2 separate regions of the Mus musculus genome follow, and region 2 is linked to region 1. Evidence: chromatin loops called from intact Hi-C (ENCODE). Cell type or tissue: gastrocnemius. All regions are shown on one strand. Each heading gives the region's core, and the rest is flanking DNA. Links, peaks and the distances in the headings are about the cores only.

Region 1 (15,326 bases), core at 3,819-11,818:
ACTAGTCTGTTTTTAAATGTTCATGGCTCTTTAGTCAAGCCATTCCTTTTTATTTAGTTTTATTTAGCTTACTTGAGACATATAGCCCAGGCTGACTCAAACTTATTCTTTTTCTTTCTTTTTTTTTTTTTTTTTTTTTTTTTTTTGAGACAGGGTTTCTCTTGTATATCCCTGGCTGTCCTGGAACTCACTTTGTAGACCAAGCTGGCCTCGAACTCAGAAATCCGCCTACCTCTGCCTCCTGAGTGCTGGGATTAAAGGTGTGCGCCACCACGCCCGGCAACTCAAACTTACTCTACACCTGAAACTGGCTATGAACTCCTGATCTTCTTGCTTCTACCTTCTAAGTGGTGAGATTGCTACTTCTACCAACCAAGCTATTTCATTTGGAAAATTTCTTGTAAACACATACCCAAGGATACTCACGGCTATGTACTTTAAATCTTTGAAAACTTGGAAACAGCCCATATTCAGTAGGGGTCTAGCTAAATCAAGCTCCTCATAGAGTGCCCTCAGCTCACTAACAAACTGTATTCACAGAAAGATGTAGTATGAGCAGGGTAGTGGTGGTGCACTCAGGTGGTGCACAGAGCCAGGCTTTTCTCTGTGAGTTTGAGGGCAGCCTGAGCTACAGAGCAAGTCCCAGGGCTACACAGAGAAACCCTGTTTCAAAAAAAAAAAAAAAGAAGAAGAAGAAAAGAAAAAGAAAGGATAGATAGATAGATAGATAGATGTCTGAGAGGGAGTAGCCTAGAGACAGAGTGCTTGGTATCAATGCACAGGTGCTGGGTTCATTCCCAAGTGTACACACACACACACACACACACACACACACACACACACAATCAGTCAATCTATATGATAAGCCTGCTTGCTACATTTTGAAAGCTGTTTGCCAAGTGGAGCTGGAAGCCTCAGGACAAGCTGGGGTGGGCACATTGGAGCCTGAAGCTCAGCCTCAGAGAGGCAGACCTGAGCTCAGCAGCCCCTCTCCTGGCAATCCCCAGGACACAGCTCTGGACCCTCCCAGGACATGCTCCTGGAACAGCTGGCCCTCCTGTGTGCCACTCAGTCCAGAGTCTGCAACCCTACCTGGAAAGTATCTGCTGACAAGCTCCAAGACACACAAGAACAGGTCGCCGGAATTAGGTGAGACTTCCCAGCAGCCACAGCCATTTCCTTAGAGCCGACCTGCCTCTGGGCCATGCTAGTTGGGCCTATTTAGGCAAATGCTGCATTTTCTGTTTTCTTCATGGTAAAGCAGAGGTTCAGATTGCCGTGCCTTTCTCAATCCATCAATGGCAAAGCTGTGTCTTGTTCCTAATGCTAAAGGTACTTTGTCTTCACTATCTGCGTGACCAGTGGGAACAGGATGGCATAGGAGGATAGAAGGGATGTGGGCAGCAACCTGTCCTAGACATGGAAAGACAGAGTGATGCTGGGGGTGGCAGAGGTGGAAATGGGTCCCCCAAGGCCTGCCTTTCCCACACACTTCTTCCACTGCTGTTAGGAGTCTGGGAGCCTTTTCTGTGAAGTAGTCGGAAGTTCTGCCTGGCAAGCAGAAGGAGCAGACATGGCGAGGCCTGTGCTTTCCAGTATGAAATCCACCAGCTCCATGTGATTACTAAGCACCAGAAATGCGGCTACTGGGCTGCAGACTTTAATTATATGGATCTACTGGGCATGACTAGCTTGACTGCATAAACAGCCACCTGTGCTAAGTGGCCCCCAACTGAACAGAGCAGATGGAGGTTTATGCTAGAGGAGTGAGCTCAGCCTCACACCTGCTTGGCTCTACCACTGTGCCGCAAGCCTCACGAGCCTTCTTTCCACTCTTTTGTTGTTGGGTTTTTTGTTTGTTTTTGTTTTTCAAGACAGGGTTTCTTTGGCTGTTCTAGAACTTGTTCTGCAGACCAGGCTAGCCTTGAACTCACAGAGATCCCCCTGCCTCACCTCCTAACTGCTGGGACTAAAGGTGTGCACCACCCCACAAACCCCAGCCTTCTTTTTACTTTTTACTTTTTTTTTTTAGATTAATTTATTCATTGTATATGAGTGCACTGTAGCTGTCTTCAGACACACCAGAAGAGGGCATCAAATCCCATTACAGATGTTTGTGAGCCACCATGTGGTTGTTGGGAATTGAACTTAGGACCTCCAGAAGTCTGGAAGAGCAGTCAATGCTCTTAACTGCAGCTAAGCTATCTCTTTAGCCTCTTTTTTTTTTTTTTTTTTTTTTTTTTTTTTTTTTTGGTTTTTTGAGACAGGGTTTCTCTGTGTAGCCCTGGCTGTCCTGGAACTCACTCTGTAGACCAGGCTGGCCGTGAACTCAGAAATCCACCTGCCTCTGCCTCCCAAGTGCTGGGACTAAAGGTGTGCGCCACCACGCCCAGCTCTCTAGCCTCTTTTTACTTTTTATAGTCTTTCTAGAAGGCCAAAGAGATGGCCCAGTAGTTGGGGCACTGATTGTTCTTCTAGGGGACACAGGCTTGATTTTCAGCACTCACATAGTGACTCACACTGCTTGCAACTGCAGTTCTGTGAACCTGGTGCCCTACCTGGCCTCCATGAGTACCAGGCATATAAATACTGTATAGAGATATATGCAAGCAAATACTCACATACACTTTAAACTGTATAAACATGTATAAACTGGATGGTAATGGTGCACACCTTTAATCCCAGCGCTTGGGAGGCAGATGCAGGTGGATGTCTATGAGTTAAAGGCTAGCCTGGTCTTCAGAGCAAGTTCCAGAGAAGCCAGGGCTACACAGAGAAACTATGTCTTGAAAAACAAACAAACAAAATATATGTATAAAGTCTTGCTAAGTTGCCCGGGCCTTAAGCTTTCCATCCTCCTGCCTCATTTTCCCAGGCACTTGGGATGACAGGCCTGTCTACCAGCCTAGCTGATGTGTAGCATGTCAGACTTGCCTAATTCTATAGGGTAGTACTGGCCTGTCCTGATGGTGGCTGTGAGCACACATGGGTTGCAGGTGCCCACCAGCACCCAACAGAGACATGGTCAGTAGCCGCTATGAGCACTGTGATGCGACCAGCCATCAGGTGGCAGGGAATCACATAGAAGGGCCGCCCTGCCCTCCCATTGCAGAAATGCTTCAGCAGAGCCTGGCTTTCAAACTGAGCAAATCCAGAAACCAGCAGAGAGTAGGAGGCTGAAGACAGAACCCCCCACCATCTTCATGGACCTGCGGCAGACAGAACCATCAGAACCACCAGAACACCAGTCTCAGGAGAGGTACAAACAGTGCTAGGAACTGTGCCTGCAGGTGGGAAAGGGGAACAGAAGGCAGAGCTCATCTGGGTTGAGCACGTTGTACCTTCCTGTCAGTGCATGGCAGGAAGCCCAGTGCCTCCTTAGCTTTGACTGGCTATCACCCCTCTTGAATTCCCAGGGAGGTCCCTAGGTGAGAGGCAGGCCTGGCAAGGAAGCTGGAGAGCATCCTACAAATCCTTTTTTTTTTTTTTTTCTTCCCAGCTCTGAGCATAGCTCCTCTGACAGTGAGGAGGAGGAAGTGGAGTCAGCAGGCTCAGCACAGGCGACATCTTCCTGGGAACAAAGGTAACTTAGAATCTCTCCCTTACTGTACACTGGGCCCCTACACATGTAAGCTAGCATCTAGTGTGGTGCGAGCGGCTATCATTGTGTTTTATAGCGTGTCATAGGGGAAGCCTGTATGGCCAGGCTTGCTCTACCCAGCTCCCCACCCTGGCAGCTTGCTCCATCTTCTGAAAACAGCTTCCCAGTTTGATTGCCTCTGCCGCTGGTCCCAGCAGAAGTGTAGGGCCAGAGGTTAGCCAAAAGTGAAAAGTTCTAGTTAGTTAAAGAGCAGCATCCAATCAGGGACATACCTGTGGGCCCAGACCATGGTGAATGAGAAATACGGGTCCAAGCTGCCACAGCACTGGGACTGTTAGTGCCCAGGCTGTAGATGATGTACAGACCTCAGATGTAAACTGTGAACATCCCCGGAAAACAGAAGCAGGCAGGTCCTGTGAATTACAGGCCAGCCTGGTCTACAGAGAGAACCTTGTCTTCAAAAACAAAATCAAAAAGCAGTGAGGGCAGGAACTCAAACAGGAGCTGATGCAGAGGCCATAGAGGTGCTGCTGACCGTGTGCTTCCCATGGGCTGGGCCCTCCCCGTCAGTCACTAAGGAAACGCCTTACAGCTGGATTTTACTGAGACTTTTTCTTAGTTAAGGTTCCCCTCTTTTGGATGACTCTAGCGTGTAACAAGTTGTCATAAAACTATCCAGGGCAATACCCGTTACCAAGAGGAGAAGCCACAAGGCATGTCATCTCACATCCTTCCCAGACAGACTGCAGCGGTGCTCAGACACTGCCCTTGCTTTGGAAACTGAAGCTGCTAAGACATTCCTGTTTCAGTGTTGGGAGCTCTGGACATCAGGTGACAGGACTTAGGCTGCTTATTTTCTGTCACAGGTACTGTACTGGGAAGAGTCAGCTTCTTCAGCAGCTGAGGGCGTTTCGGAAGGGGGCTGTTCCACCCCAGCGCTCTGCCAGTGACAGTCCTGGAAGCCAAAAGACTCAGGCCTCAGAAGATACAGCCGGATCACAAACTCGTAGAAAGAAGCACATAAAACCCTGGGCCGAGAAGCAGAATGCCCTAGATCTAGGGGACCCTCTTGGGACACAGCTGCTCCCTGGGTTGGGGCAGCTATAGGCAACTCAGGTAAAAGACCTGAGAAGCAGATTGGGTGGCAGACTTTCTACCACGCAGCCCTGGCGGTCTCTCCAGTATCCTGTTTCTAACAGCCTGGACCTCAGGGGCTGGGACCCTCAGTCTAGACCCCACGCAGCCAGCTCAAGCATAGTTAAACCTTTGTTGTGGTGTTGACAACTGCATCCGGGGCCTCTCCCGATCCCATATTTAAACACATTTATAGTTTCCTATAGAAAATTTCACCAGGTTCCTGGATTCCTGGCATTTCATGTACCCGAGTACATACATACAGATCTGATGGAAAGGGAGCAAAACCAGAAATTTGCTTTCTCTCTCTTTTTAACCGAGACACAAAAGCACACATAGGTTTCAGGCCACTCCAAATCAAAGGCGGCACCAATCTTTGCTGGTCTGAATGGAATACCATACTTCCTGGGAGTTCTAACACTGTGTGAAATGCAGTGGTACCCAGTCTCCCTTCCTGGGTACCCAGTAACAGCTGTGTGATCGGCCAAGTCCTGGTCCTCACGGGACACCTGAGCTTCCTCCACCTGTTACTTTGCAAGCCTGGCCCCACCACCAACACCCCGCAGACTCCATCTTTAGGACTATTTTGTACCTGCTGTCTGAGCCCCTTTGGTTTCCTGCCACCTCATCTCTCAAGTCTGCTCCAGGCTGCTCCATGAAAGAGCAGAGAAACCACTATGGAGGCAGGGTGTGGGTGGTGTGGGAGGGTGCTTGGTATCTAACATGTTTTAGCATTTGGATGGAGGGGTGGTGCTACTGCCAGCTGCCCGGCTGCTAAAGATAAGCAAGAATCTGTGTCAGGCTTTGAGCCACACAAAGATCAGGTCCTATGGCAGGTCACTGGTAGGCAGCATTAAGCCCACATAATCCTGTCCACAAACCCACAGGGGATGCTACCATAGTTCCAATCCCAAGACATGTCCTTTAGAAGCCACATGCAAGTTGGGCCTCTGCCAAGACCACAGGTAGCCTCCCTGTACACGGACTCCAGCCTGCCCTGCCCACGTGCTGAGGTCCCATGCTTGAACTCCAGGGCAGCATGACTCCTCCCTCTGCCCAGCAGCCTTCACTTCATCCACTTAACTGTCAAGAGCAAAGGCATCCACTGTTCCCAAGCCACACTTTCCCAGCTCATAATGTCAGAAAGCTTGCTGAGAATGACTCACAGTGACAGAAAATAAACTCTACTGCAGTTTCAGCTGCGCCTAGGAATCACTGGCTTTCAGGAAAGCTGCAGGGTGGTAGTGGGCAAGCAGATCAGTCCAAAGCCAGATCTCCACTTGGGCAATGTCCATCATTGCCTCAGAAGATCATACAGGAGATCAAAGAGGCCAAGAAAGCAAGTACAAACGATTCTAAAGGTGGGGTCTTGGGGGTTATAAAACTGAGGGTCACTTCATAGGACCGGGTGCAGTGCCATCACGATACACACCTGGTACCCAAAACTCTCAGGTTTCCTCATTAGGAACAAGACCATGAGGTAGAGACAGGATTCCAAACAGAAAGAAGCAGAGGCCCAGTGAACACGGAGGGAAGACAGGCTCCGCATGAGAACCCAAGAAATGGCAAATGCCTATTAGTCCGCTCCCTATGCCACCAGCAGGGACATGAACCTAGACCTGGGCTGCATGGGCAGAGGGGGTCTGGGTCTCTGCTGTTTCCATGTGCACCCCAAAAGGCCTCGAGGCTGGTCCTAGAGAGAAGAATCACACCATACAAAGGGTCATGACAATGGCTATTAAAGAATAAACAATAAGCCTGGGTCATGCGTGGCGGTGAAAGAGCAGAGCAGAAGCAGAACACATGTCAGAATGACACCCTGGGCCAGGGAGAGGGCTCAGCAGGGAAGGCACTAGCTGCTAATTCTGGGAACCTGTGTCTGCTGCCTGAGACCTGTGAGTCCATGGAGACAACCAACAAGCCAGCCTCCAAATAGACATGGTGGCGCACACCTCCTGCACATACATACACATAACATGTTTTTTAAACACGTATTTAGTCATGTGTAACAGACATACTACCTGGATCGAACATCCCAGAACTCCACAGCTTCAAAAACTCTCATGATTTCATTAACTACTAACAAGGTGTCTACTTCAGTACTCAGCCACTTCCCCCAAGCATGGGTGTGGGCTGACCACAGCAGTTCACCTTACAGGTCAGTGAGGCTTGAAGGAGAGGATAAGGCAGCCTGGGTTCCCCACCTCAGGAACAGTTGCTCAACCCCCAGCTTCCTCAGGGGCATGAGCTCTACAGAGCAGCTCTGAGTCTGCAAAGGGAACCTCAAACTCCCCCAATTCTCCACTGACTCCTGAACAAGCCCCACATTGCCCTTTTAGAGTGGCTGAAAGGAGAGGGTGCTGGCTGTGCAGCAGGCTCGGGACAGCTACACAAGCCTCATAGTATAAGTGCCACCAGAGGGCACTGCAGAGGCCCTCAAATCCATGCACAGCCTTAACACTGGGCATGGTGCTACACACCTTTTTTTTTTTAAGGTTTGCCTACAGCCTGATTTTTAAAATATTTTTATTTTATGTTTGTGAATACACCATCACTGTCTTCAGACACACCAGAAGAGGGCATTGGATCCCATTACAGATGGCTGCGAGCCACCATGTGGTTGCTGGGAATTGAACTCAGGACCTCTGGAAGAATAGTCAGTGCTCTTAACCACTGAACCATCTCTCCAGCCCTAGGTGCTGCACAACTTTAATTGCAGCACTTGGAAGGCAGAGGCAGACAAATCTCTTGAGTTAAAGGCCAGCCTGGTCAACAAACTGAGTTCCAGGACAGCTAGGGCCACACAGGGAAGGAGGAGTTATAAAAGGAAGGTGTCATGGGCCTCAACTCAAGGGACATTAACAGCCACCTGCAGCTGGAAATGGGGCGGGGGGGGGGGGAGTGGATTCTCCACCAGGTCCTGTGGAGGCAGCCACCCCTTACCAACATCTTGACTGAACTGTTGGAGGTTTCTGTTAGAGAGGCCACCAGACTATGGAGCCTATAGTGCAGGAGACATATGCTCCCTTCTAGCTCTGTGCCATGGGTACAGTGAAGGTCCTTCTGCAATGTCCTCATGGTGACCACAGGACACAAAGAGGCGGTCCAAAGATATTCCGAGCAGGGTTGCTGTACTGACTGGCAGCATCAGAAGTGTTGGGCCTGGTAGCTTCTGGAGAAGTTTGAGTTGTGGAGAGCATCATGCATTGTGGTCAGGCTCTGGTCTCAGCAGGTCCTGCTCTGTACACTTAGGGCTATGCTGCAGAATGGGTGAAGCACAGTGGCTGGCATAGGTCCGATCTTCCTTGTGCAGCCTATCAGGTGTGGGAAAGATGGCATGGTACTACCTTCAGCAGCCAACTCATCCAACAGCAAGAAAATGCCTATCCAGGAACCTCAGTCCTAGGCCTGACAGCCAGCTCAGACCATGAAAAGAACCACATTGCCTACAACACACCACCGCATGAGACCTAGTGGGCACTACTGTGCCCTGCATTGTGGGTAATGTAGCCTTTGTTTTCTAGGCTGATCCACAGAATGCCTTGTAGTTCAGTTCCTAAGTCACTTACCTAATCTCCATTTCATCCATTCCTGAGTTGGCTAGAACATTTGTGATGGAAGAAACCGTGAAAGTTTGCTATATACTTATTCGTTTTGAGACAGGGTCTTTCTATGTAACCCTGGCTAAACAGCTCAATATGTAGAACAGGCCAATCTAGAACTCACAAAGGTCCCCCTGCCTCTGCCTCATGAGGAATGGGATTAACAGCATACATGTTGACCCCACCCCCACCCCCAAAAGTAGTCTGTGTAAGTCATGCAGACCTCAAACTTGCTATGTTGTCAAGGATAGCCTTGAACTTCTGATCTTGATCTCACAAGTGCTAACAAGCTCTATCATACCCTGTTTGTAGGGTGCTGGGTATCGAACCCAGAGCTTTGTGTCTGCCAGGCAGACATTGTACAAAGCTGCATCTCCAGCCCCACTTCTGTAGTGAGTCCCTGTTATTTTGGACATCCATTACTAAGTCTTGTGGGAAGTACACATTGGTACACTTGTATCACATATACAAAGGAGCATATAAAATTCTGTCAAAGGTGGGCTGGAGAGATGGCTCAGCGGTTAAGAGCACTGACTACTCTTCCGAAGGTCCTGAGTTCAATTCCCAGCAACCACATGGTGGCTCACAACCACCCATAATGAGATCTGACACCCTCTTCTGGAGTGTCTGAAGACAGCTACAGTGTACTTACATATAATAAATAAATAAATCTTTAAAAATAAATTCTGTCAAGGATGGCACTGGAAATAAGTACACAGCAACACGGGGAAGGGAAAAGATAATGTCGGGAAGAGACAATATTAAAGGGCCCCTAAATAATTTTAGCTCTACTTCCAGAAGGGAAGCTTTAACTCTCTCAAGGCTTCCGTAGAATGGACAAATCTTAACTAAGAAATAAGTGTTTGGCTTCCGAAAGGACTCTTGCTAGGGATCATTGTGCAGAGGCTACTGAGGCGGTTGTTGAGGAGACTGTGTGTGCCTGAGAACGGTATACATAGGGCAAGTGGATTGTTCCTGTTCCCAACAGGTAGGTAGCCATTCTCGAGAAGTTGAAAATGCCCCCTTGAGGGTCTCCTTTCCAAAGAGGATTTTTTTTTTTCAAAATAAAACTTCAGAATAAGCTTGGAGCGATGGCCCACGCCTTTCAGCTGTTCCTGGGGATGAGGCAGGAGGATGACTGATCAGCCTGGGTAAAAGAACTTGTCAGCAGCAAAGCAAAAGTGGGAGATATATGCTGATTAGCCATCATCTGTCCAGGAACAGTAGTCTCTCAGGTCAGTTGCCATGAGTCCTCAGTGACCTCCAACCCTGAGAGTCCCTTCACAGATCCTGTTCGGCCTGTTTCTGCTTCCTCTTCCTGAGCTGGGGATGGAAGCCCAGAGACCGAGGCAAGGACCCAGCTCAACTAAAAAAACAATGCTCTGATGATCACCTCCAGAGCTCTTCCCTCCATATATATGATTCAAATGAACATGCTGGAGGCCTAAGCATACAGAACAGCCGTAAACATGCAACTTTATTTATTTATCCACCTTACTTACAATAAAAAACCATGTCTTATTTTCCTTGTGCAACTTTGTGACTCATGATTTTTCCTGATTAGACTGTAATCCTAGCCAAGGCCTGTGCAGCTCAAGAACCACGCTATGATTTCATAAGAAAGTTCCTTAGAATAATTTTGGACAGCGTAATTTCAAAAGCTACTAGAACTGTACATAGCTCCTGTTAAGACTTAAATACGACTCTGCCTTGAGAGTCTCATACTGAGACTTGGGTATGCGGTCTCCCTGAATGCCTTTCTATTAACCCCTGGACTTAAATCTGTTCAAAAACATTTTTGTTTGAAACAGGGTCCCACTACGTAGCCTTGACATTCCTGGAACTCGATGTGTAAAGCAGGCTGTCATTGAACTCAAAGATCCACCTGTCCCTGCTTCCTGAGTGCTGTATTAAAATCCTGCACTACTACATGAGACCTATTTCAAAAGAAAACCCATTCACCTAATTTAGTAAAACTGTGGTTATCTGTACAGGTGAAGAACAGCTACAACTCCGAGTTTTAGGCACCGAAGTAGGGAAGGCATGCAAGAAATCCAGTGAACCTAAACGTTTACTAGACCACTTTGTTCCCAGAACCTCCTAAGCCCTGGTCCTATGTCCTTCACCCTGCCTTTGAGGGTCACCGGCAAGGTGCACACAATAGACAGGATTCCCGGGACTTGACCTCAAGGAACAGAAGGTCTGTTCAGGGAACTTCTGTCTTCAGTAGTTTTTAGCCGAGACCCTCCCTAGCTGTCAAAGTCTTGTGTCCTGCTTGGGGCTCCCTACGCTGAAGTGGTGGGCCCTGGCTGACCCAGCGACCGGACTACATTTCCCAGACTACTGTGCGCACACCTCTGCCTTCAGGAGTAAGCTCTCAGAGCTCCTTGGATTGGGTGGCGCTTCTTCCGAACTTTTTCTGAGAAAGATTCATTCTCCTAGCTGCTGTGTCCCTACGTGAATTTGTGTGTTCTGAGCCTCAGTATCCATATTGATGAATGAGAACGTTCACTCACAATCATTTATTGACCTGTATGTTAAATTGCACACTGCCAGCGGTGGTGGCACAGGCCTCCTAGCACTTGGGAGGGGGAGGCAGGCTGATCATTGAGAGTTTGAGGCCAGCCCGGACTAGAGAGAGAGTTCCAGGACAGCCCAGGCTACACAGAGTGACCCTGTCTCGAAAATCTTAAAAACAAAACAAAAATCAAAAAGCTGCACACTGGCTGAGCTGAGTTGTCACATGCCACTCATGTTGAGAGGTTTTCTGCAATTTCAAAGCCACCCTGGGTTACATTGTGAGACTGTCTCAAAACCCAAAAACAGCACAAATAAAAGCTGCAGGCCAAATGCCCCCTTCTTCTATGTCTTTGTTTTGGCCTAAAGACTAATGTGTTATTTTTGCTGACAAACCTTCAGTTTGTTCTAATTTGTCACAGAACCCAAGGGTTACTAATCCACATGACATAGCCTGTCCTTGGACAGATGGGCTGTTTCCCACCATTTATTATACTGGATAATCTTGAAGGATACTCTTCACACGTGTCTCGCTCTAGAGAACATGCGGCAATGTCTTGGTTAATTTTCAGTTGTCAAAAGTTAGTACTTGGGAGCTGGTGAGATGGCTCAGTGGTTAAGAGTGCCGACTGCTCTTCCGAAGGTCCTGAGTTCAAATCCCAGCAACCACATGGTGGCTCACAACCATCCGTAACAAAATCTGATGCCCTCTTCTGGAGTGTCTGAAGACAGCTACAGTGTACTTACATATAATAAATAAATAAATAAAAATAAATCTTAAAAAAAAAAAAAGTTAGTACTGACATCCAGGAGGTGCCCGACGGGTATGGTGGTAACCTTCGTACAAGAGTGCAGGCCAGCCTGCCCGCTACTACCACCAAGACGGATGGAGTGGGGCTGACACTGTGACCAGCAGTGTTCTGTGTAATACCCATTCCTAGAAACGCAATCACCGAGCCAACGGGAAAGTGCTTTTGAAATGCTTGGCTTTGCCAAGTTGCCTGAAGCCCATCTGCAGCTTCAGAACTATTGTTTTCCTAGTCAATGTCTCAACCTCTGTGTAGCAATATTCCACCTGTGAGATGGTGGTTACAGGTGGTGTGGTCCACTCGAGCCCTCGGGATAGGAGTTCCCTAAGCCTGGAGTCGGCCAAGGGCAGCAATAGAAAGGTAGTTTATATAGCTGTGCGTTATAGCGCACGCCTTTAATCCCAGCACTCTGGAGGCAGAGGCAAGTGGATATCTTTGAATTTGAGGTCAGCCTGGTCTACAGAGTCCTACAAACCTGCCTGCCGCCATCTAGTCTTATGGAGACACTTTCTAAATTAATGTTCCCTCAGATGACTTGGACTTGTGTTAAGTTAGCACATATCAGCACCGAGGGCTTTGTGGAAGGTATTACTTTTTAAAAGATTCACTTTTATTTTATGTACATGGATGTTTTTCCTGCATGTATGTATTTGCACATATGTACGGGGCCCTGAAAGGCCAGAAGAGGGCATCAGATCCTCTGGAACTGGAGTTACACGCATTTGTTAGCCGGTAAATGGGTACTGGGAAGCAAGCCTGGTCCTCTACAAGAGTAACAAGTGCTCTTGGGAAGTGTGGCTTTTGTAGCTGGGATAATACTGCAAACTATGGCCACTGTGTATCTCCCACCCCCATGACTCCCTGCAGATGTGGCGTGTCATCTCAGGTTCTTGGGAGTAGCCCTACCATGTGGGATCCGTGTACCTCAGCAGGTTTCTCTGTCTCTGACTCCTTGCATTCAGTGCTACAGATCAAACTCGTGGCTTTGTGCATGTTAGACAAGTGCTCTGCCACAAGCTGCAGGCAGAGGTCTGACATGCATCTATTTTGTGCATGTTTGCTGTGCATGTGTGCGCGCGCGTGCGTGTGTGTGTGTGTGTGTGTGTGTGTGTGTGTGTGTGTGTAGGTCAGATGTACATGTCAGGTGTCGTCCTCAGTCACTCTCCACCTTGTTGTTTAAGACAGGGCCTCAGTGAACCTGGAGCTCACTGATTGGACTAGAGTGGCTGCCAGGGAGCTCCGTGGATTGATCTCGCTGTCCCTGACCACTGTCCCAAGACTGGAGTGGCAGATGTTTTTACATGGCTTCTGGGGATCCACTCAAATCCTCGTGCTTGTTCAACAAATACCTGACCTACTGAACCCCCTCCCCATCCCAGCCCATCCGTTTCTTAGAGTTCCAGAGAGTTCTGTGCGAGTGTAGGCTCAGCCACAGGCCCTCAGCCCCCACACTCCATCTGGCTGTGTGACTTTTGTTCTCAGTCTACTTCTACAGACTGTGGCAGGCACGTTCTAGGACACACTTTGTCTGAACAAATGTCATGAGGTTGACACTGCCCTCGCTATTGTGCAGGTTTGAGACTGAGGCCAAGGAGTGTCCTTTCTGTCTCTTGGGGGCTTCCCACCAACCACAGTGGTGCATCACACTGGTGGCTCAGATCCAGGGGGGACAAAAGTCAGTCCAACAATGATGCTTGGGCAGGGCAGGGCAGCAACAAGTTTTCATGGCTTACCCTGGGCCAGGAGTGAGAGCTCGACAGCAGACAGAGCCTGCCTGGTAGCCAGGATCCAGTCTGAGGAGTTGGGGGAGGGAAGGAGGTGCAGTATGTAGGGGCGACTGTCATTCTACCTTGGATCTCTGGTCTCTTACTGTTCAAAGAGAAGCAGGTGTAGTGACATGGGCCTGAAATCTCAGCAGCAGGGAGACTGGCAGGAGGACCAGTTATTCAAATATATTAAATGCTGGGCATGGTGGCACATGCCTTTAGTCCTAGCACTCAGGAGGCAGAAACAGATGGATCTCTGTGAGTTTCAGGCCATCCTGGTCTACAAAGGAAGTTCCAGGGTAGTCAGAGCTGCACAGAGAAACTGTCATTAAAAAAAAAAAAGATACATAATTATACATATAGAGCTTTAAATATATACTTAAATATTTTAATTGAATGTAATTAATAAAATTTAATTTTAATTAAAAATTAAACATATAAAATTTAAATATATATTTAAAATATATGTGGGAGGACATATATCTTATCTTCTTAGTAGCAATAGATAAATATATAAAAATGTTTATATATTTACTATATTCTAAGAAAAGTACTGTTCTATTGAACTACTTCCTCAGCCCAAGAATACACACACACACACACAGTAGAGTAAACTCTGTACTACGGCCCAGGATGGCCTCAGCTTGGCTATGCAGTTGGGGAAAAAACTTGACTTTCTTACCCTCCTGTTCTTTCCTCCTGAGTGCTTAGATTACAGATGTGTGCTCTATACCTAACGTCCTGTGGTGATAGAGATCAAACTCGGGGCTTTGGGCACGTCAGCCAAAGCATTCTACCAACTGATCCAAACCCTCAGCCCCAAGGACCATATTCTTGTATCAGACTGGCTCAGAGGACTCGTTTACAAACCCTTTAGTTGTCAAAGCACAGCTTTTTGTACAAAGCAAGTCCAGGTTCACATAGATGCTCTAGGGTGTGTTGGGCGCTGGCTGCTGAGGAGGGAAGGAGCCTAGCAGGTTTGGGCCACGGCCCCTCAGCACTCTTCGTCCTTGGTATCCTTGTTTGCTCGCTTTCGGACCTTTCCCGGTCCAGGGGCCATCAGCTGTCCAGGGGAGACTGGAGCCAGGTTCACCCAGCCTGGCCCCCGGGGCAGCACGTGGCTCTCATTGAGTCTGAGTACCCGGTAGTTCTCGTAGTGTACATTGTGGGTGATGTCCTTCAGGTCCTGGAGATGGGAGCTGAACCAGGGGAGGTAAGTCAGCCTGGGCCACAGTGGTCCCAGGCCCCCTTTGCAGCCACCCGATCGCAGGGGACCCCACACCTCACCGGATGAGCAGATCTCTCAGGAGAAGAAACTCACAGTGCGCCATGTTTTCCACTGCAAGACATGGGCCTAGCACAGCTCTGTACTCTGAGAGTACACAGCTGCTGCATGTTATGGTACCTTCTGGGACCGGCTATTGCCGTGGCTCTCCTGTCTTTTCTCACTTCCTCCTTCTTGGTTCATTCATTCACTCATTCATTTATTCATTGACTCATTCATTTGTGTATTCTTGGGGCTTGGTTCCTACAACTAGTTGCTAAACTAGTGAACCTATCCTTCATTATAGATAATACTATGACCATGACACCAAAGACAAAACTCATTTTTTTTTCTTTTTTTTGAGCCTGGGTTTCATGCAGCCTATGTTGGCCTTAAACTTGATCAGTAGCTGCGGATGACCTTGGACTTCTGATTCTCCTGCCTCCACCTCTCCTATGCTAGGATTATGGATGTTCTAGCCATGCTTGGTTACATATATTTTTAATAATGGTAATAATAAATCAGGGATCTGGCTGCTGTGGTCCAGGCCTGTAAACTCAGCACTGGAGAAGCTGAGGTAGAAGGAAATCCTATTTCCAGGCACATAGTGGGGCTACATTAAGTTTTGCAAGT
Region 2 (15,326 bases), core at 4,406-12,405, 210 kb after region 1:
AAGCTCCACGTTCAGTGAGAGACCCTGTCTCAAAAAAGTAAAGTGGAGAGCAAATGAAGACACCCAACACATGGCCTTCACACTATACCACACACGTGCACAAAATATCCCATAGAAGGGCCTGCCAAGCTGTCCACGGCCTTTCCTTTCCCCACACCCCAGGGCAGAGAGGTGTGTGGTGTGGGTTTCTTTCTTCATTCTGTTCATTTGTCCACTGTGGCCAGATCCTAGAGCAATATGTCTATATCCTTGAAACCCCAGCCTTTCTTTCACTAGCTGTGAAACCTCGTGCAGGTGACTTGACTTCTCTGTGCTCCAACTTCCTCATCTGTAAAATGGGGTCAGCAGTGCCTACCTCACCAGGTGACTGTGGGACAAAGAAGAATGTGGCTGGAAAGGCCTCCACATACAGAAAGCACTCAGGGGAGCACTGCTGGAATCAGGGGCGTTTGAATTGAGTGCTTTTCTGCCCTGGAATCCCGGACATTTCTCTTAACTCTGAAAAACTATTCATTCGGGAAGAACCACGTTGTTCTTTTCACTGAGCTGGAGAACAGGTGCTGCTTAATCTTGAGATCTGACAGAAGCATTAAACGCTTTACATTTGAATATCTGTCTGCTGTCAACTTCCTAGAACCCCCTGGCTGTCCTGGGCTAGTTTCAGAGTTTCTCAGCAGTAGCCAGATGTGGTAGGGCACAGCTGTAATCCCAGCTCTTTGGTGTAGGGGACCTCACAAGCCAGTTCAAGACACCCCAAGGCCAAGTTCTCAGCACTAAGGAGATCGATTGCCCCAGAGGGACATGGGGCAGGGATAAGGGACAAAGGCAGGAGATAGAAAATGAGGAAAGGGAACAAAGGAGAGGAAAGGGGGGCAAGGAAGAGGGAAGGGGTGTTTGTCCTGTGAAGACAGAGGACCGCCTCTGGGTAGAGAGGAGACAGGTGTAGCCCATAGAAAATGGTGGCTTATAAAGGTAAGATGGGAAACCCCATGTTAGGATAAGGTGTTTAATTTTAATTGGGCATGTTAATTAGGACAGTCAAAGGGGACTTTTGATTGCTGGACTTCAATACTTTGATAGCTGGGCCTTGGTAGTCAGAGTCAGGAGGAGAAAGTGGCCAAGTAAGGAAATGGACCTTGGTGGCTAGCTTTAGGAATACAATCTAACACTTTAGTAAGGCAGAGGGAATGGGGGAGAAGGGCAAGACCTGCCGGAGCCATGTTTGTCATGCTCGAGCTGCACAGAATCCCCTTATTGGGAGGTCGAGACAGGAGAATAACCATGCTTTTGAAGGCAGTCTGGTCTGTGTAGTGAATTCCAGGCCAGCTTGGGCTGCAATTCGAGACCCTGTTATACACACACACACACACACACACACACCACAAACAATACCACAAACAACATCACAAACAAAACCCAAACTTGAGAATTTCCCAGCTGTTTTTTCTGAGGGCCGAGCCACAGCTGATCTTTCTGCCTCAGAAAGAGCCCAAGGCTCCACGTTGTCCCCTCAGGCAGGGCTAAGCGGGGTGCTGGTTACTGTGTGGAGTTTATGGTGTGCAGAGTGTGGGGGTGGGGGTAGCTATCCTGTGGAAGGACAGAGGATGATTGGTTCCTCTGAGTGACCTGAAGGTTACTTATCTAGAACTCAGCCCTCAGCCTTTGTTTGAAACAGGGTCTCCCATTGCAGCCCAAGCTGGCCTGGATTTCCCTACTCAGCTGCTGCCAGTAATGCATTAACTCACCCAGTTATTCATTCATTCATTCATTCATTCATTCATTCATTCACTCACTCACACTTTCACTCACTCATTCATTCATTCATTCTTCGCTCATTCATTCACCCATTCATTCTTCACTCACTCACTCATTTATTCATTCACCCATTCATTCTTCACTCACTCACTCTTTCATTCATTCTTCATTCATTCATTCATTCACCCATTCATTCTTCACTCACTCACTCACTCACTCTTTCATTCATTCTTCATTCATTCTTCACTCATTCATTCATTCATTCATTCACCCATTCATTCTTTACTCAATCACTCACTCTTTCATTCATTCATTCTTCACTCATTCATTCATTCACCCATTAATTCCTCACTCACTCACTCACTCACTCACTCACTCACTCACTCACTCACTGCTGTTCATCCATGAATCTCTCTTCATACCAGATGAAGACAAATCCCAAGAGGACATGGGCTGGGTTCAGGGCAGAGTGCCTGGCCCTGCTGACATCTTTCTCAGTTCTTGACCCTCCCCTGAGGCAAAACTCCAGTCCCCTGGGGGCCCTGAGCTGCTTCTTGGAGTGCTACCTCTGGGACATCAGGGGACTGTCTTGGCAGAAGCAGCCACTGTGGGAGTTTGGGTAGGGTTTTGGTGGCAGGAACTACAGCTGCCAGGAGGTGAGGGTGGGTTGCCAGGGAGACAGGTGCTGGGCTGACAACTCTCCAGGTGTTCTAGAACACGCTGGACCTACCAAGCTGTTTCCCAGGAAACACAGTGTGAAATCCTAGAGCTATTTTCTGGATTTCAGATTTTTCCCAAGATATGAACTCCTCTGAGAATCTATATAAGCCCTGGACACACTGGGCTTAATTTCCGTAGCATCGTTTTAGATATGGGAATTGGCCTTGGGCAGTGCCAGTGTGACAGGATGCCTTCCCTTTTGTCTCTACCAGCATTTTCTGGGGCCACCTCCTACACAAACCACTTGCCTAGGCTCTGCTGGGGTGGGCCAGTTACACACAGGACTGTGACGAAGAGAAATAGTGCTGATCCAGGCATGGTGGTGCACACCCGTAATCTTAGCACTTAGGAGGCTGAGGTAAGAGGGTGGTGAGCTTGAAGCCAGCCTGGGCTACATTCAGGACTCTATATAAACAACAAACAAACAAAAATCCAGGCACAGTGGTTCACCAAGAAGAAAGTTCCAGGCCAACCCGGCTATACTGCAATTTCTGTGCCAAAAGTATTCTGCAGGGCCACAGGGAGGTTCACATGGCTTAGTTTGTCCAAGTTATTAACCATGGCTGCAGAGTGTGCCATGACAGACCCTTTTCACGGCCTCCTGCGTTCCTCTGGGTCTGCATTACCTAGCCAGTAATCAGTCCTGCCACTTGCACTGGCCTGTGGTAGTGGTAGCAAGCTTAGCTGCCAGCACACAGTGTTGTATGTAGCTGTTGCTACCCCACTTAAGGGAACGGACTGTGCTACCAGCCCTTGCCCAGAGAATATTAGATCCGAGGACGAAAAACACAGACAGACACACACAGTTGTTCAATTTCAACTTGCCTTATTGGCTTAACTGCTAGGCGCCTCTAATCTACCTCGGCTAGCGTGCCCTTCCGAGAACTCCCAGCTCAGCACCCCAAATCTGCCCTCAATTTCAGTTGCACAGCCTCCTTCAGTCCCAGCTCAACACCCCAACCTCCCACCTGGAGAAGCAGCCTATGGCCACTCTTTCTGAGATCTCACATGGCTGGTTGGCTTTTCTACCTCCAAAGCATGTCAAAAACTCTCTCTCAGACCAATGGTTGGCTGCAAGTATCCACATCTGTATTTGTCAGGCTCAGGAGACAGCTGTATCAGGCTCCTGTCAGCAAGCACTTCTTGGCATCCGCAACAGTGTCTGGGTTTGGTGTCAGCATGTGGGATGAATTCCCAGGTGGGGCCGTCTCTGCATGGCCTTTCCTTAGTCTCTGTTCCACTCTTTGCCCCCTATCTCCTTTAGACAGGAGCAATTCTGGGTTAAAACTCTGGAGGTGAATGAGTAGCCCCACTGGGGCCGTGCCTAACCTCTGGACATGGTCTTTACAGGCTCTCCCTCCCCTTTGTTGGGTATTTCAGCCAATCTCATCCCCTTTGGGTCCTGGGAGCCTCTTGCTTTCCTGGCATCTGGTACTTTCTGGTGGCTACCACCATTGGTCTGAGCACGGGGACCCCAATGGAGGAGTTAGGGAAAGGACTGAAGGAACTGAAGGGGTTTGTAACCCCATAGGAAGAACAACAATATCATCTAACCAGACCCCCTCCCCCCAGAGCTCCCCGGAACTAAACCACCAACCAAAGAGTACACATGGAGTGACCCATGGCTCCAGACGCATATAGCAGAGGATGGCTTTTTCTGGCATCAGTGGGAGGAGAGGCTCTTGGTTCTGTGAAGGCTCAATGCCCCAGTGTAGGGGAATGCAAGGGTAGGGAGGTAGAAGTGGGTGGGTAGGGGAGCTCCCTCAAAGAAGCAGGGGGAGGGGAGGATGGGATAGGGGGTTTGCAGAGGGGGTTTGTGGAGGGGAAACAGGGAAAGGGATGGGAATATAAATAAGTAAAATATCCTGTTAAAAAAAAAAGAAAAGAAAAGGAAATTGAAGAGAAGAGAAGAGAAGAAAATAAAAAAGAAAAGAAAATGAAAAAGAAAACTTGCTTTCTCCTCTCCTGTGTCTGCTTGCTTGCCTGCCGACCCAGAAATCCAGTCTCTTCCTTCCACCCAGCAATTGGCTAAAATTTGTCTAAAATAACTGACCCTAGCCCAGACATTGACAAAGTCTGCATGATGTTAGAATCATTTGAAATGGTAATTTTAAAGATAAACAGTAATTGTTTAGGCTGGTAGGGTTTTTTTTTTTTTTTTTTTGGAGTGGAGTATTACATAGTAAAGGTATTGTATGACAACTTTCTCCAAATTGAAACATCTGCTCCCAAAGGAGGAAGGAGTGTATCAGACTCAGGAAGTAAATGCAGGTGACAAGATTCACAAGGTCCCTTCCCTAGCATCATATAAGCAGTAAAGTAACTAGCATGGGGAGAGGAGACTGGTCAACTGAGCTGTCTGCAGGTCAAGCAGGAACTTTAATACTGAGTGTTCATGACTGGTCACCTGTCCTGGGGTGAGCCACTCTGTGATGCAGCTGCCTTTGAGCCACCCATACTATGTGAGTAACTCCAATAAACTCACTGTTCACCGAGCTAGGCCTGGCTGGACTCATTCCTTGTGTCTGCCAGTGTTGGCCTGCCTGCATAGATAGATATCTGTTCACATCTTCCCAGGAAGTCACACAGTGAAAATAACAAACATGTTTGGAAAGTCCCGCTCCTCTCATAGACGCTAAGTGCACAGTATCACATGCTCACAGGGAACCTGCTGGACCCTTTCTGAAGCCCCTTCATGGGCCAGAAGTGATGAGCTTTGTCGCACCCCAGGTGGGGCAGGATACAGACTTGGGAAGCTGCTGCTGCTGTGCTGGGAGGTAGGAAAGGTATCCAGACCAAAGGGCAGGGAAGAATGTCACTACTCCGTCACAGCGAGTCATTGCCTGAGTGACAGCAAGGGTATCTGTGTGAGCTCTTTGAAAGAGAAACCAAGAATTTGGAATGCTGACTTTACATGTGGACACCTGACTTGAATTGTATGGATGTGGGCGTGGCTCAGTTGACAGAACACTTGACTAGCATGCACAAAACACTGGGCTCGATCCTTAGCACTATGTAAAATGACTGTGGTGTCATGACTGCACTTCTGGGACTCTGGAGACAAACTAGAAGGATTAGGAGTTCAAGGTCATCCTTGGCTGTGTAGCAAGAATGAGGCCAGCCCAGGCTTCATGAGATCCTGTCTTGACCAAACCAAACCAAACCAAACCACCACCACCAATAAGAAATGGCCCTCACTGGCTCATGTATTTTAATACCAGGTTCCCGGCTGATGGAAATGCTTCGGAAGGTTTAGGAGGTGTGGCCTTAGAGGAGGTGTGTCACTGGGATGATCTTTCAAGTTTCAAGAAACTAGTGCAATTCCCAGTATTCATTCTCATTCTCTCTCTCTCTCTCTCTCTCTCTCTCTGTCTGTCTGTCTGTCTCTGTCTTTTTTCTCTCTCTCCCTGTCTTTCTCTCTCTGTCTCTGTCTCTCTGTCTCTGTCTTTCTGCTTGGTGGTTGTGAATCAAGATGTGATCTTTCAACTGTTCCTTCTTTACTCTGACATCATGGACTCTCTCTAAAACCATAAGGCAAATTAAATACTTTCTCTTTATAAGTTGCTGGGGTCATGATGTTTTATTACAGCAATAGAAAATTAACTAAGAATAAAGTAAGTACCAGGAAGTGGGCCATTTCTGTGATAGGTCTGGCCATCATTTTTGGAGAAATGTTGAAAACTCTGGAACTTTGGACTAGGAAAATAGTTGAATGCTATAAAAGGGATTTATTGGGCCATCCTAGTTGGAGCTTAGAGGACAGCAATGCTAACAGCAATGTGGACTATGAAAGCCTAGTTCAAGAGGTTTCAGAAGAGAGTGATATTAGCAAGAGGGCTAGAGACCGTACATGTAAACTTGGCTAAGAATGTGGCTGTCTTTTGCCCTTGTCCTAAGAATTTCCCTGGGAATGAATTGAAAAATAATGGAATGATTTCTTTGGTGAAGGAGATTGTAGGGGGTGGTTCTGATGCTAAGGTCCTGTTCCCCAACTGGTTCTTGATCTGTCAGTAAAGAAAGCCATGGGCCAATTGCTGGGCAGAAGGTAGAGCTGGAACTTCTGGGTCCCAGGAGGAAAAGACAGATGCAAGGAAGGAGAGGTGGAGTATTTGTCATGCTTTGGAGGGAGAAGAAGCCAGCAGCCATGTGAGGTCTCAAGAGGAGCTGGGGCCTGTGGCCACAACTACAGGCCGGTGGTCAAGGATGTTTGGCAGGGGGTAGGTGGAGGTTTAGGGCAGGTGGGAGGAGTGGCGATAAAAATATTAAGGGCACACTTTTCCAGGTGGGAGATAGTAACACCCAGCAATTGTGCTCTACCACAAGTTGAACAGGAACTCTGTGTGTGTGTGTGTGTGTGTGTGTGTGTGTGTGTGTGTGTGTGTGTGTGTGTGTGTGTGTGTCTTTTGTCTGAGGACTCAAGGCAAGCTGGATGGGGGTTGGTAGTGAGGTCACTTTCCAGAGCAAAGGCAGATAGAGTAAAACCTGTCTCTGAGACAGGGTTTAGCCCTGGCTGTCCTGGAACTCCCTCTGTAGACCAGGCTGGCCTCAAACTCAGAGATTCATTGCCCCTGCCTCCAAGTGCTGAAATTAAAGGCATGTGCTGCCACCACCTGGCTTTTGGTGACTTCAATACAGCTCAATAGTGACCCTTCTATGTGGTTATTGTCAATCACTCTCATGTAGGTCTAGAATGGAAACAAGCAAGTGAGTGAAACAAACAAATACAAAATGTGGAGTTTGAGGTGAAAAAGAGCACCAGGGAACTTAGTATTGGAGCCAAGGCTTGATCTGAAGGAGGTAAGGAGCGGTGTGGTGGGAACCACAAAGCAGAAAGGGCGCTCTCAGAGTAACACCCGCCCATAACTAGTCATTTGCCTCCAACTTGTGAAAAGGGAAGGGCCCTGGAATTTTCTGCTAAAAAGCAACAACAAAGGAAAGTGTCTGCAAATGAGCCTAAGGGGACCAGGCTCCATCCCGTGGGTAATGAAACCTGGCAGTGTCATCTGCATGGTTCTGACTTTAGAGTCACGAAGAATCTACAAGTAAAGGGGTTTAGGACATGTCCTCCTTGGTTAAGGACAGTCACTGAGGCCAGATATTTGGAAGGGAGTCCCTGCAGGGAAGGCTCTGAGAGGCCATTGCATGAAACTGTGAAAGCGAAGTCTGGATTGCACTGGAGACTCCAAGATGTTAGAGGTGCCAGAGCCATGGGGTATTGCCAAGGAGAGCTGCACACAGGGACCCAGGCCAAGAAAGAGAAGTATGTCACAGCAGCAGAGCTGGAGGGAGTAGATCTGAAGAGCCCTTGACAACAGACCCTGAGCTACAGGGTTTGAAGTCCGCCCTGTCGGCTCTCCATCTTGCTTTGGCTCAGCAGTTCCTGGCAATGCCCCCATTCCTCACTTTTGGAATGGCAACATATATATCATGCCATTGTATGTTGGGCCTATGTCATTTGCCTTTTTATTTTACAGGAAGTTACAATAACAGAGTGCCTTGGGTCTCCAAAAAGACTTTAAAACAGTATTGAGACTGGGAAAGAGTAAGGGGAAAGTTGGACTAAGAGCATTTTGCACTGTGATATGGCAGTACGCCTATGGGGGCAGGGATTGGAATGTGGTGGTTCCGGTGAGAATGGCTTCCACAGGCTCATCTACATCCCCACCTGATGGAACCGTTTGGGTAGGGTCAGAAGGGAGGTGTATCACTTGAGGTAAGTCTTGAGGTTCTCTCTCTCTCATCTGGTCCCTTGCTCCACCATCATGGATTCTGACACTCTGAAACCCTAAATCAAATTAAATTGCTTCCTTTGATATGTTGCTTATCACAGCAATAGAAAAGTAACTAGGACAACCACCAATGGAAAATGGTTAGGACCAATGAAATCCCTGCCTTCCAAGTGTAGCCTAGCCTGCAGCAACAGCACCGACTGGAGCTTGCAGGAACACAGCACATGACTGTGGTTACTTCTCTATTGCAGTGATAAAACATGACCCAAGCAACTTATCAAAGAAAGCATGGTCCCTGGGTGGCCTTGTGCCTGGCCAAACTTGTGCAGCATTGGGTTAACAGAGGCACTGGGGAACTGTCCAACGTCCCCATGAGAGGCAGCAGCTCAGGACTCAGACCTCACACGCCCCCTGGTGGCTTGTTTTAGTATCCCAATTTATTCAAGTGTTAGAAAACTCCTTTAGGGAACAAGACAACAAAAATAGGTCTGTAAACAAGGCGACTTCCTTCCCTCCCCATCCCTTCTTATGAGGTGCTTCCTGTGACAGGATGCAGAGTTCTAGTTGGCTGTCCAGCGATGAGGCTGTATAAAAGGCGAGTGCCGTGGCTGAGCCGAGGGTGTGTGTGTGTGTGTGTGTAAGGCTTTCTATTTCATCCCTGTGCAGGCGGAGAGTGGCCACTCTTGTCATGATGGGGTTACAGAGTTCCATTTGCTAGTGGCTTCCTGGGAGTCTTTGGCAGTGGCGAGACCCCTGTGCGAGACAGGCCTCTGGGCAGCAGATATAGGCGAGCGGGAGGCAGGTGCAGGCTCTCCAGAGCTCCTTATTGCTAGGTTGGCATGAGCCACAGCATGGGGACAGGAGGAATATGGCCAGCAAAGGGTGGGGTGCATAGCATCCATGCCAGTGGCCTCACAATGTCCCCTGTGGAAGTGAGGAGCAGGGACAAGATTATCTGGAGCATGCCGTTGGGGCAGCTCTTCAGTCCTTGAAGGGGTTGCTAGTTTCCTCCATGTGCTCCTTCTCTGCAGTCAGCGCTTCCCCGTTCACCTCCTGCAGTGGGTGATACACATAGTCCCCGTCGAGGTGCCGGTTCCTCTCGGCCCTGGAGCCCAGGAACAAGGACACGTTGACCCCAGTGCTGATCAGCAGCAGGAAAATTAGTGTCAGGGTGAGGGCTAGCCAGGTGGTCCTGGGATGGAAAAGAGAGTCTTGAGTGGGGGCAGGCAGCCAGAACCCAAACTGGGCATGTTGAACCCAGTAGGCAGGGAGGGGAGTAGGTATACTGAAGACACATGGAGGGAATACCACAGACAGTCTCTGATGTTTTAAGGATGTTTAAAAACATTTTTAGGAACTGGGGAATTAGCTCATGCTTGTCTTATAAAATGAAGACCCAATTTAAGTCCAGCAGGGCTGGGTGAGGTGGCACACGCCTTTAATCCCAGCACATGGGAGGCAGAAACAGGTGGGTTTCTGTGAGTTTAAGGCCAGGCTGGTCTACAGAGAGAGCTCCAGGACATCCAGGGTTACACAGAGACACCAAAACAAAAGCCAGGCATGATGGTACGTTGGAAGTTGGAGCTCACCAGTCAGCTTGTCTAACCTAACCTGTGAGTTTCAGGTCAAAAAAAAAAAAAAAAAAAAAAAAAAAAACAAGGTGGTGGGTGGGGGAGGATGTGGGGGACTTTTGGGATAGCATTGGAAATGTAAATGAAATAAATACCCAACAAAACACACACACACACACACACACACACACACACACACACACACACACACACACACACACATCTAATGTGAATGTTACTGCTTTTAGGTGGTTCCTAATATATTTTTTGCAGTACTGGGAATTGAACCTGGGTCCTTGTGCGTGCTAGGCAATCACTCTACCACTGAGCTACAGCCTAACCTCCCACCCCTACTTTTTATGTTATAATAGGATTTCATAAAGTTGCTCAGGTTGATCTTGAACTCAATCTGTGGCTTAAGCTGGCCTTGAATTTGCTATCTTCCTGCTTCAGCTTCCTGGAATAGCTAGGATGACAGGCTTGTGCCAGAAGGTCCAGCTCAAGATCTGTCTGTCTGTCTGTCTGTCTGTCTGTCTGTCAATCTATCTCCCTACATCTATCTCTTGTCTTAGGTATCCCAGGTTGGCCTAAGACTCCCTAACATTCTTAAACTCGTGGCTTTTCTGCTTCTACCTCCCAAGTGCTGGACTTACAGGCACATGATGCCACCATGCCTGGGTTATGATATGAAATGCTGGGGATTGAACCTAGGGCTTTCTGCATGCCAGGCAATCAATCTGCCAATTGAGCCACACCCCCTGCTTCACAATTCTTTCCATGAGCCCTGTGGGGATGGAGCTGGAAACCCAGGAAACAGCAGAAAGGAAGCAACAACAACACAAAGCCTGAACACACGGAAGAGTTCAGAAATAAGGTGAGTCCTTCCTGTCTCTATGGCCCTGCTCCAGCATCTAAGTGGAGTCTCTGCAGCCAGAGGCATGACACCCATAGCCTGCTACCTTTGAGTTCCACTGGGTAGCTCAGGGTCTTTCCTGGATGCCAGTTTTACCTGTGACTGTCCCTGAGCTTGCAAAGTAGAGGGTAACCTGTGACCTCCTGGCCTGGCTAGTGCCTCACGGATGAGACATAGGGGCTCAGTGCCTGCTAAAACACTTACCTGGTGAAAGAGGCCAGCTCTCCTGCCCTCGGCGTAGCCTCAGTTGGCTGGAGACACTGCCTCACTGCAAGACACCAGAAAGAAGGGCTGGGGAGAGTCCACCTACCCCAGACCTGCCCCAAGGGCTCCCAGCTCAAGAACCTTTAAGGCCGCATACCTTGGGAGATGCTGCAGTTGCCAGTCTGCGGGTCACAGGAACACTGGTGCTCACACTGGCAGGGCCTCTGGCAACCTGGCCCATACCAGCCCAGAGGACACTCTGTGGAGAGGAGATGGTGGCAGGGAGGTCTCACCTTGGGTGGCATGGTCTCCTGTCACAGACAGCCTGGCTCCTGGGTGTGCACATGGCCATGCTGAAGGAGATGCCCTCAGATCCCTGGGACCCAACCCTCCAAGGTAACCGGGCTGCAAACAGGGCTGTGTTCCAGTTTCTAGAGTGCTTGCTGCATATACATAGGGCCCTGGGTTTGACTTCTAGCACCCTATAAGTTGGTGCTATGCCTATAATCCCAGCGCTTGAAAGGAGGAAGCAGGTTGCTTGAGGCCATTCTCGGTTACATACTAAGTTAGAGAACTGCGTGGGCTGTATAAGACTTTGTCTCAGATAAACACCAAGAATACTGCCTAGATTTAAGGTGGGCTCTAGAACTTATGACCTTAAAAGGATGAAGAAATTATGAATGGGAACTCCACTGAGCTGATGCTGAAACCACCCTACCCATGCCTAGGATCACCAGGAGCTGCTTTCCAGGAGTTAAGGACTTTGGTGGATCTCCCTCAGGGGCGTGGCCGGCCACACTTTGTTTTTTGCTATTGGTCCTTAGAGTTGAGTGGACAATACTGAAAATCTGGCCTCCTACTTGCTGGGACTCTTTCAGTAGGTAGAACATCGGGTTATCCACATGCGAAATGAGAAAAGGCTCTGAAGGTAAGTTCCAAGCCAGAAGGAGGGACGAAGGCGTCATACCAGCTGCGTGCAGCCAGGCCACCCTCTCCAGGAGTGTTTGCAGGCAGCTCTCACCTTCACTGCAGTTGGATCCTGTCCACCCAGCATCACAGTGGCAGCCAGCTACCAAAGCAAGACCACAGAGGCTGGGTAAGGACACAGGCGGGAGTCTAGCATGGGCGAGCTGGGGTCCCGCCAGAGCACCACCCTCCTGTGGGCTCCCCACTCACTCTCTGTGCACAGCCCATGCTGGCTGCAGTTGGAGGGGCCACAGTCCAGCTCGCTGCAGGCCTCGCCCCGCCAGAAGTGGCTGGTGCATTCACAGTGGCCATCCACACAGGTCCCATGGCCACTGCAGTCGGGTGGCTGGCAGCGCGGTTCATGCACACACACCACAGTGGACACTTGGCGGGGACAGCGCCACATGTTGTCCTGGCTGTGGGGGATTCACTGTGAGACGAGGTCTAGGCCTTGGTGCTGGTCCCTGCCGCAGCCTATAAAGGCTGTCCAGTTTGCCTCCCTTTCCATTCTGCCAGTTGTGCGTGCGTGCATGCGTGCGTGCGCATATGGAGTCAGGACAACCTTAGATACATGTCATTTAAAACTTTATTTTATTTATCTTTCTCGCTGGCCTGGACCTTGCCAAAAAGTAGGCTAGGCTGGCTGGCCAGAGGGTCAGGATTCACCTGACTCTTCCTCAACAAGGCTGGGACTGCAAGCATGTGCCACTTGCTCGTATCTGGCTTTTTATATGGGTTTTGGAGTTTAAACTCAGGTCCTTCGCTTGCGAGGCAAGTACTTTTCCTCCTGAGCTATAGCTCCAGCCTCTCCCTGGGCCACTTAGCGGATTTCCCCATTGCGTACAGTTTGTCTTCCGGTAAAGGCTCTCTCAACCCCGGCCAGCCATCTCCTCAGGTCTTACTTCACTGTCCTCAGGGAGGCCTTTCCTGACCTGTCTCAGGTTTCCAGGGATGGGCTGTGCAGCACCCTGAGGGAAGAGATCTCGGCTCTTCTGCTCACTTTTGGATACCCAGGGCCTGGCACACAACAGGGTCTCAGTATTGACTGAGTGAGACAGTCTGAGAGAGCCACAAAGGTGGCTCAGGGGTTCTTACCAGTGATCTGAAGGGTAACTGGCCAGGGTCCCATTGAGCACAAAAGTAGCAGAACCGCCTCCATCCAGGTTGATGGCATTGACGACATCTTGTTGACGCAGGAACTCTGCCATCTCCCATAGGTTAAGGCTGTGCAGAGGGGGTATGCAGCTGAGCCCCTGTGGTCTCTGGCTTAACTGTCTTCTTTCACTAGTAGGTAAATGCTATTGCCTCCAGATGAAACTTCCAAAATGGCCGGAAAGCTGTCTTGTCCCACCAATACCCCAGAAACGACTGGAAGGTAGGGGTGGCTGAGTGCAAACAGCCCCGAGGGTTCCTGGGACTCACCCACGCTGTTCCGTCTGTCCATCAGCATGGAAGAGGATAAGCTGCCCCTCACGGTCATGACCCACGGCTGTCCTGGCTGACATCACATTCACAAATTTGCTAAAAGAACCTAAAGGAGAAGGGCCCGGGGTGGTTACCCAGCTCTCCAGGGGACCCCTCAGGTCTCCCGACTTTCTCTCTTTTGATGGCTCCTTCCCTCGTGCACGTGTGGCAAGCACTGGATCACTGAGCCACATCCCAGCTCCACCTCCAGTGAGCTTCCATGCCACAGCCAGAAGCACTTCATGTGATCTCAGTCTCCAGAAACTTCTATGTTGGTGGAAGGATTTCACAGGCCTTGCCTGAGGCCCCAGGCCTCACTTCTGTACTTGTTCACCCAGCAGCTACTCTCTGCCTAGGGCCTTGAAGGCTGCCCTGAGCCTGGGAACCACAGGCCTCTGCCCTGAGTTCTTCTGATAGCTTGTTCCTTTGACTCAAAGACAGCCTCTTGAGTCTCCCTCTCCCTCTACACTATACCCTGAATAGCCAGATTCCCAGGACCAAAGTGTCCTTTTCCACCACCCCAGTATTTTCCACTCTGGAGGTACGTCAGAGGATAACCCTGGGTGTTGGTCCTCAGGTGCCACCCACTTTCTGTGTGAGACAGGTCTCTTGTTAGCTTAGAATATCACCGTGTGGCCGTGGATCTGCCTATCCCTGCCTTCCAGCTCCATCCCTGGGAATGCAAGTGTGCATCCCAGCACTTGGCTTTTAATGTTTCTTTCTGGGGCTCCAACTCAGGTCCTCACACTTTCAAGGCAAATACTTTACTGACCAAGCCAACTCATCAGCCCATCCCCAAGTGGCCCTTGACCTTGAGTGTCCATCAGAGTCACCAAGGGAGTGCCTGCACACCCAAGTTGTTAGGATTTAACCAGTGGTTTCTGGATGGGAGGTATAGGGAGGGTGGACTCATGGCTCTGCATTTATGACAAACTCCTAGGCCATGTGGAGGCCACCATACAGCAAATCTGCAGCACTTTCCTCATACCTGTGCTTCTGGTCCCCACCGGTCCCCTTTCTCCTGTTTCTTTCTTGGCACTTGTCACAATTTTCCAGCTTATTGCCAAGGATTCTCCTTCTATATTCTACATAAGACTGAATCCCTAGGACTCTCACCATAGTGCTAAACAGTAAATAGCTGCTCAGTAAATGTTTGGGAACACTAAAGAATAACCCACTCACACTGTTCCTGGGTCTGAAGAAAGCTGATGCTGAGGGCTGGGAAAGTGGCTCAGTGGGTAAAGTGCCTCCCATCACACTTAACAGTCTGAGTTCAATACTCAGGACTCACATGGCGAAAGGAAAGGAGCATGCATGCACCCGCTGCATGCACAAAATAAACAAATCAAAACCTAATACAAATAAAACAGAACACCTGTGCTTCCTGACCTGTCTCCTGTGTCTCGTCACACTCGATGGCTTGGCTCTCGTTGATGTAGATGTTTCCATTGCGGATGAGCCACACGACTCCGCTCAGCAGCTGCACGAACGGATTCACGGGATCCAGAACCTCCTCCTCAGACAGGTACCTGGAAGCGGGGAGGCAGGAGGTTCACTCATTGGCAAGAGCAGCTTTGGGTACCAGGGGCTTCTTGATGCTCATTTTTCTACAGTCTTCCTGATCCTGAAATTAGCATCTGTTAGACTCTACTGCCCTGGCTGCTTAAGCAAAAGTCAAACAGCCAACTAGACAAAGCGTCTGTCAGCACCAGCCGCCTGGAGCTCCACAGACACTTGGAGACAACCACACAAAGACTTCAGGTTCCCGAAGGCATAACCTCAGCCAGGCCGTTTGAAATGGTTTGTGCCAGATGACACTGCAACTATTCCTACCTTGGCCAAGAGAGCATATCCCCTGATAGTCTAGGAGGACTTTGTTGTGATGCATGCTAAAGAGGCAAGGCTGTGATTGGTGCAAACACAAACCTTCATTTGCACTGGAGGTGTGCTGTGATTGGCACTGACACCCCTTCTTTGGATATATAGGCAGGTGTTCAGTTAGTT

Evidence for each region. Peaks named below come from ENCODE experiments on the same cell type or tissue, not always from the same donor. Only the 100,000 strongest peaks of a DNase experiment are listed, where the experiment ranks them.
Region 2: a loop joins it to region 1, with 3 times the contacts of the local background. A loop is called at or near these places in 2 of 42 quality-filtered maps.

What each region holds. Positions count from the first base shown.
Region 1 is chr16:4,973,031-4,988,356 of GRCm38, forward strand. Septin12 (septin 12) reads right to left here. Exons shown (of 10, transcript NM_001373945.1): 9 at 14,717-14,768; 10 at 14,288-14,628. The coding sequence ends at 14,424. It also overlaps 4930451G09Rik. Among named protein-coding and RNA genes, the nearest start is that of Anks3, 16 kb to the left of the region's middle. In gastrocnemius, for the core only: a CTCF peak has its summit at 7,152 (motif pointing right); a DNase peak (open chromatin) is centred at 7,113.
Region 2 is chr16:5,186,663-5,201,988 of GRCm38, forward strand. Nagpa (N-acetylglucosamine-1-phosphodiester alpha-N-acetylglucosaminidase) reads right to left here. Exons shown (of 10, transcript NM_013796.3): 3 at 14,712-14,851; 4 at 13,281-13,389; 5 at 12,954-13,082; 6 at 12,069-12,274; 7 at 11,914-11,961; 8 at 11,050-11,151; 9 at 10,893-10,956; 10 at 8,618-9,396. The coding sequence ends at 9,186. It also overlaps a transcript of Sec14l5 not described here. Among named protein-coding and RNA genes, the nearest start is that of Nagpa, 9.7 kb to the right of the region's middle. In gastrocnemius, for the core only: a CTCF peak has its summit at 8,619 (motif pointing left); DNase peaks (open chromatin) are centred at 7,700, 8,613 and 12,169.